Linked DNA regions of Homo sapiens: region 2 is linked to region 1. The links are chromatin loops, found by intact Hi-C in ENCODE. Cell type or tissue: endothelial cell of umbilical vein. All regions are shown on one strand. Links, peaks and the distances in the headings refer to the core of each region. The heading gives the core; the rest is flanking DNA.

Region 1 (2,925 bases), core at 122-2,621:
ACAACTTCAGATAGATACTATTACGGGGACCTGAAGTAGATATTATTATAATCTCTATTTTACAGTGGAGGTAACTGAGGCTTAGAGAGGTTAAGTAACGTAGCCAGGTCAAGATCACGTAGCCAGCAACAACTCATTGGTCCATGCTTTTACCAGCACACTCACAGAGCCAGTGAGCTTTGGACGCAAGGAGTAAGATCAGGAGAGAATGGGAAAATGCCTTTTGAAGGGGATAATTGAAAGGGCCACAGTGGGATTGTGTGAAGGGCCCAGGTTTGATCGAGTGGTTCAGAGTTTTACTCAAATAGGAAGAAAGAAAACATCAGGTTGGTCCCTCTGGGTGAGAGATTGGGTGAAACTGCTTAAAAAATCCAGACCAGAGCCACATTCTGCCTTTAGAATCAGCTCTTCACTATTTTCCACCCAATTTTAAGGCCATGTTGTTATATAATTTGGATATGACAGCCAGAGATAATTTTCTGCTCGAAACAATTAGTCATATTTTAGGTTGGATAGGTTTGACTGAGTAAATCTTTCTTCAAGTGAGCATTTTATTAATTATAGAAAGGGCTTGGAGAGACATCCTTTCAAATAACGGAATCAAACCCTTTCTCTAAGAGAGGAATCCCTAAGCCTTGCTGGATCTTGCACAAAAATCATATACCATCCCACAGCTAAATTCATTTAGAATCCCACCAGAACATTCTAATGCAATTTTTATGAAGTGTCTTTTATTTTGTACTTGCTTACTCTGTAACAAATGAGTCATTGATTTTCAAAAAATTTTAAATGTATCCAGAGGGTTTTTTTTTTCTTTTCAGTTTTTGTTTTGAACAGCCATTCAGAAGCCAAACCCAGTAACCCTAAGTTCTCCTGGCTGCTTTGCTGTAAAGATAGCTTTCCTCTGAACTGATTGTAGTGGTTGCTTTGACAAGAACGAACCACTTTCTTTTTTTAAAAAAAATTTATTATATTTTATTTTAAGTTCCAGGATACATGTACAGTACGTGCAGGTTTGTTACATAGGTAAACGTGTGCCATGGTGGTTTGCTGCACCTATCAACCCATCACCTAGGCATTAAGCCCTGCATGTGTTAGCTATTTATCCTGATGCTCTCCCTCTACAGGCCCCAATGTGTGTTGTTCCCCTCCCTGTGTCCATGTGTTCTCATTGAAGAACGAACAACTTTCAACTAGCCAAATTGCTGAGATGTGAAAGAAGTACCTTACAAGTCTTTCTAAAATGTTGTCCAGCAATTATGTTTGAATATTTGTGTGTTATATTCAGGGAAGGCCTGAAAACAACAACAATAAAAATGAAACTTTAGGGTCAATCCCAATTTTCTTTGTGATCATGAGGTATTCTAATCTAGAGTTCCTTTGGGAGCCTTTCCTTGTGAGTTTAAGTAGGAAAGCCGACGGGAGCCTCACCGTACAGCTGTGGTCGGGTACAGTAATCCCCTGATGACTAGTCAAAGACAGATCCACTCGATGCCTATGTTTTTTTCTATCATTCAAGAGTGGCCAAGGAGACCAAGGGTAGGAGTGAGAATTCACTAGAGTTTTCAACAAAGCATTCCAATAAATTAAAAAAACAAACAACTTTTGTAAGAATGAAGTGTTTGGCAATGCTGGTTGGTTACAGCGCCCTCATGTGTCTCAGCATGGTAGTGTCATTTTAGGGCTTTCCAAGGGCATGAGATTCTCTCCTAATCATTAGACCAATGCTATTGAATGGAGTCCTTTTCCTCCATGTTTGTTTCTAGGGTCACAAATAGACTTCTTTCTTCTTTAGGTGTTAGTTTGAATCTCCAGTGTGATTATAATTTTTATTAGAAACTGTAAACATGAACTATCTCATTTTCCAGTCTGTTTCTGTGCATGCTCGATAAATGCTTGCTGAATTTGAGCTCATTTAAATGTCAATTCCTGCCAAAAAGTGAAAATAACCCAAATGCCCGGCTGGGGAATCAATAAACAAATTGTGGCACATCCATACAATAGAATACTACTTAGTAATAAAAAGGAAAGAACTACTGACACGCAGCAACAAGAGGCTGTGAATTATAAGGTTCTACTTATGTGACATTCTGGAATCAGACAGATACCAGATCAGCAGCAGCCACAGGGCTGGGGAAATATGGTGGGATTGGTTGCAAATGGGTATTAGGGAACTTTTCGGGGAGATGGAAATGTTCTTTATCTTACTTGATGTTGGTGACTTGACTACATACATTAGTCAAAACTTATCGAACTGGCAATGGTGGTATGACAATGAGTATAGCTGCTTTCCAAAACTCATTGAATTGTGCACTGGAAAAGGGTAAAATTAACTGTATATGAATGATACCTCAGTAAGCCTCATAAAAACTTTCAATTCCTTAAAAAATTATCATGGATTTCTTCCAGAGTACTGAACACCAACCCCTCTGGGTTGGTTTCCTTTTCTTTGCCTATCTGAAAAAGATGCCACGATTAAACTCTTAGACTCTGCAAGTTCCAGCCCAGTTCAAAGTCCCAATGGGGCCAGACTGCATTCCAAACAGTCTGCTCCCCGCCTCTGCCATTATACCAGAGACGGCGTATGCAGTGACACAGTCTCTGTAGCATTTGGATACTGAAAAGGAAAACATCAAAGTTCCGGGCCAGTGCTAGCTGCCACCAACAAGCACAAGCCCCTTGAGGAGAAATGAGATCTGGGCCCTGAAGGCAAATTCATACTGTCAGTTTGCTGGCTCTCCTCAGTGAAGGACAACAACCACGGTTCCTGGGCAGAAGCTGTGCTTTGTACAGATTTATTAGCCACTTGACTGAATGTTCTGCCCCAGGCAGTGCCCAATATCTGATTCTGGAAAACAACTTTGGTTCCCGCAGCTCCCAAGATGTTCTACCTACCCTCATTCCCTATGATGGTGACCTACAAAT
Region 2 (2,925 bases), core at 257-2,756, 63 kb before region 1:
AATAGTGATCCCTCTCCCTAAGAAATACATGTTCATTTTACTATATCATTCTTACCAAGCTATTCATCCTTGGTTAAAAAAATAAAAATAAAGCAGCAGGCTGCTAAGTTAACCCTAAAAATGGAATAACAGCAAATAGGTGAGTGAAATATCTAGAAACATCCAAATGCAACTTTCGTAGTAAAGATAGAAAGTCATACAAAAAAAGATCAGCCATACTTAAAAAATAAATAGGATTTGTTTAAAAAAAAGAAACCTGGGAGGAGGTCAATTTCTTTATTTAAGTTATAGATTTCTCTAAAGAACATTAATTCGGATGCAAGTTAAAAGAAATACTCATTTGGAAGAGAAGTCCACCTGTAAAGGCCAAGCCGTTCAAATGAAAACTGGGCTGGCCCAACAACCACACACACCAAGATCTTCAGGACATAATTGAAACACAAACAAAATTACTATGTCCTCTGTAGGCTATTCCACAGCCTGCAAGTAAGTTTTCAAAGTCAACATTCTTGATCATTGAGCCAAGATTAATCATTACTAGGCCAGTGCATGCCATTTGCTGAAAAGCTGAAATACGTGATCATTATTTAAAAATATTAAATATGACCCACCGAAACTCTGAAGTAGAAAAATATGCATTCTATGTTTTCCCCTCAAAGTTTTAATAACTACTTTGAATAAAAATTAATTTAAATTATCTTGGTATGGGTGTACTTTAGACAAAGAACAAAATCAAACTGCTTTACCATTACTGTAAACTTTCTCATGAAATAACTGGATGATAGAAATTGAAGCAGTACTTATTTGTAATTACCAGGAGAATTCGATTTGGTTCCCAAGCCTAAGAAGTAAAAAAACTGATGGAAAAAAAAAAAAAAACAGCACCAGACAAAACTCAGTTATCAATAATAAGACTATTAATATTTTATTAGTGTGCTAATTCTTCTTCTAGATAACACCAAAATCCACATTCCATGTTATTAGACTATTTCCTGATTAAAGATAGTATTATTATAATTGAAATAAATTTATTTTAAAAATCATGAGTGTTGTTTTTTTGGTAAAAAGATTTAAGATTATTTCTCAGCTCACTGAACATACACTTCCAGACACCTCTAAGTCACTTGAGCAAGACTGACCGACAAACACGAACAAGAAAGGCTTTACTTGCCCCAGGAAAGCCCCCTGAATGCCTGGACTCTTTGTCACCTCCTGGCTGCCTTACTACCACTGCCTTCGCTGACACCCTCCCCTCACCCAAGTAGTATAGAACAGAATATTTAAAATAGCTAGTAGTTATTCTAATATAATTGTGCTCCAAATCACCTTTTCTTAAAGTGGCACTAGTTTATCCACAGAATAGGTGGCTGTCTTCTAATTATGGCAAGCTCAAACAACAGTATTTAAAAATTAAAACTACTATAGAAATACTTACCTACAAAGATCTAATCACAAAGTTTATTTCCAAAGAAATATGCTTCTCCTTTTACAACAAATAAAGTCATAAAATCTTCCAGAAGGGGATTTTTATCTGGAAAAGGAATTTCTTAATACAGGGTCACGGATCCCAAGAGACGCTACCAACTTTAGAATATTTTATTTGAATTCTCTCAAATATAAAAAAATTATCCACATATTTTTTGGGGGGAGAATCCATGGCCTTCATTAGTTCTTACAGGGGGTCTGTGATCCCAAAAGAATTTTAAAAGTAATATAACTAGCCTGGGAGTTTTAAGTAATGATTTTGTTGCTACATGCCTATCAGCTGTCAGGTATCTATTGCAAGTAACTTCTTGTTGATTCAGTACGAAAATTTCTGAACTAGTTGCTTTTTAAACATATAACAGAGGAGGCCCAAGGTTACTGTTATAACAGCTTAGTTCTCACAATCTTGCATTTCTTGTATGACAGAGAACCAGAGCAGTGGAAATTGCCCATAATTCTAAGCACGTCTGTGGAAATGTGAGTGTGAACATCCTATATCACACATAATCTAGAAGAAAAAAGCTTGAGAACTGCTGATTTGAACCAACCCTTTCGTTTTACAGATGAGGAAACTTAGGCTTAGAGATGTTAAACCATTTATTTGAAGTCACAAAGGGGTCTGATACCTTATTCAATGTAACCTCAAGCAGGGCCGGGATTGAAATGGATCCCTACACTGGCATTTTCTTAGTCTGGATTGTGGCTATAAAAAGGATGATTTTATACCTTGGTATTCAACAGAGTTCCATCCCTGGTGTACTTCTCTCACTCTGCACATTCACCTTGGAAAACCTCATCTGCCTCCCACAACTTCAACTCTCAATTCTCCTGTTATTAATTCACAGATCTGTTATTTACAGTCCTGTCAAACTTCTAGCTTGTGCTCCAGATCTCTATGTTCAACTACCTACTTAAAATCTCCTGCTGTGGTCTGCTGTTCAAGTATCTCAATCTTCAAATGTTGAAAAATCAAACTCTTATCACCCACATATTCTTCCAAAGACAGAGAGACAGCGAGGGAGATAGTGAGAGACACAGCATGAGCAAGAGATACAGCATGAGTGAGACAGAGAGGGACAGAGAGACAGACACACGGAGAGAGAGAGAGAGAGAGAGACAGAGAGAGACAGAGAGAGCGAGAGAGAGAGAGAGCGAGAGAGAGAGAGCGCGTGCGTGCAAGTTCTTTTTTCCAGTTTTCTTTCTCCATGCCAGAAATTAGGCACTTCTTTAACCTGACCTTCAAACTCCATCATTCCTTCTGTTTTACCATTTTTCCTTTCAGGAAAAGTCTCTTCCTCTCTATCCGAGTCCACTGATTTAGTTCAGGCACTCTCTCTCTCCTGGCATACTTTAGTAATCTCTTTACCTTCAACCTTCTCTCAGTCCACTCTCAATACTGTTGCCAAAGGAAGATTTTTAAAACACAAATCTGACCACATC

What was found. Hi-C counts contacts between places; a loop is a spot of excess contacts. Peaks named below come from ENCODE experiments on the same cell type or tissue, not always from the same donor. Only the 100,000 strongest peaks of a DNase experiment are listed, where the experiment ranks them.
Region 2: it touches region 1 in a loop (7-fold over the local background); 4 of 110 quality-filtered maps call a loop at or near these places.

What each region holds. Positions count from the first base shown.
Region 1 is chr10:109,977,310-109,980,234 of GRCh38, reverse strand. The region is part of intron 2 of ADD3-AS1 (ADD3 antisense RNA 1); the gene reads left to right. Among named protein-coding and RNA genes, the nearest start is that of ADD3, 29 kb to the left of the region's middle. In endothelial cell of umbilical vein, for the core only: a CTCF peak has its summit at 1,662 (motif pointing left); a DNase peak (open chromatin) is centred at 1,644.
Region 2 is chr10:110,040,642-110,043,566 of GRCh38, reverse strand. All of the region lies in intron 1 of ADD3 (adducin 3), which reads right to left. Among named protein-coding and RNA genes, the nearest start is that of ADD3-AS1, 34 kb to the right of the region's middle. In endothelial cell of umbilical vein, for the core only: no CTCF peak of the experiment used is centred there; a DNase peak (open chromatin) is centred at 1,206.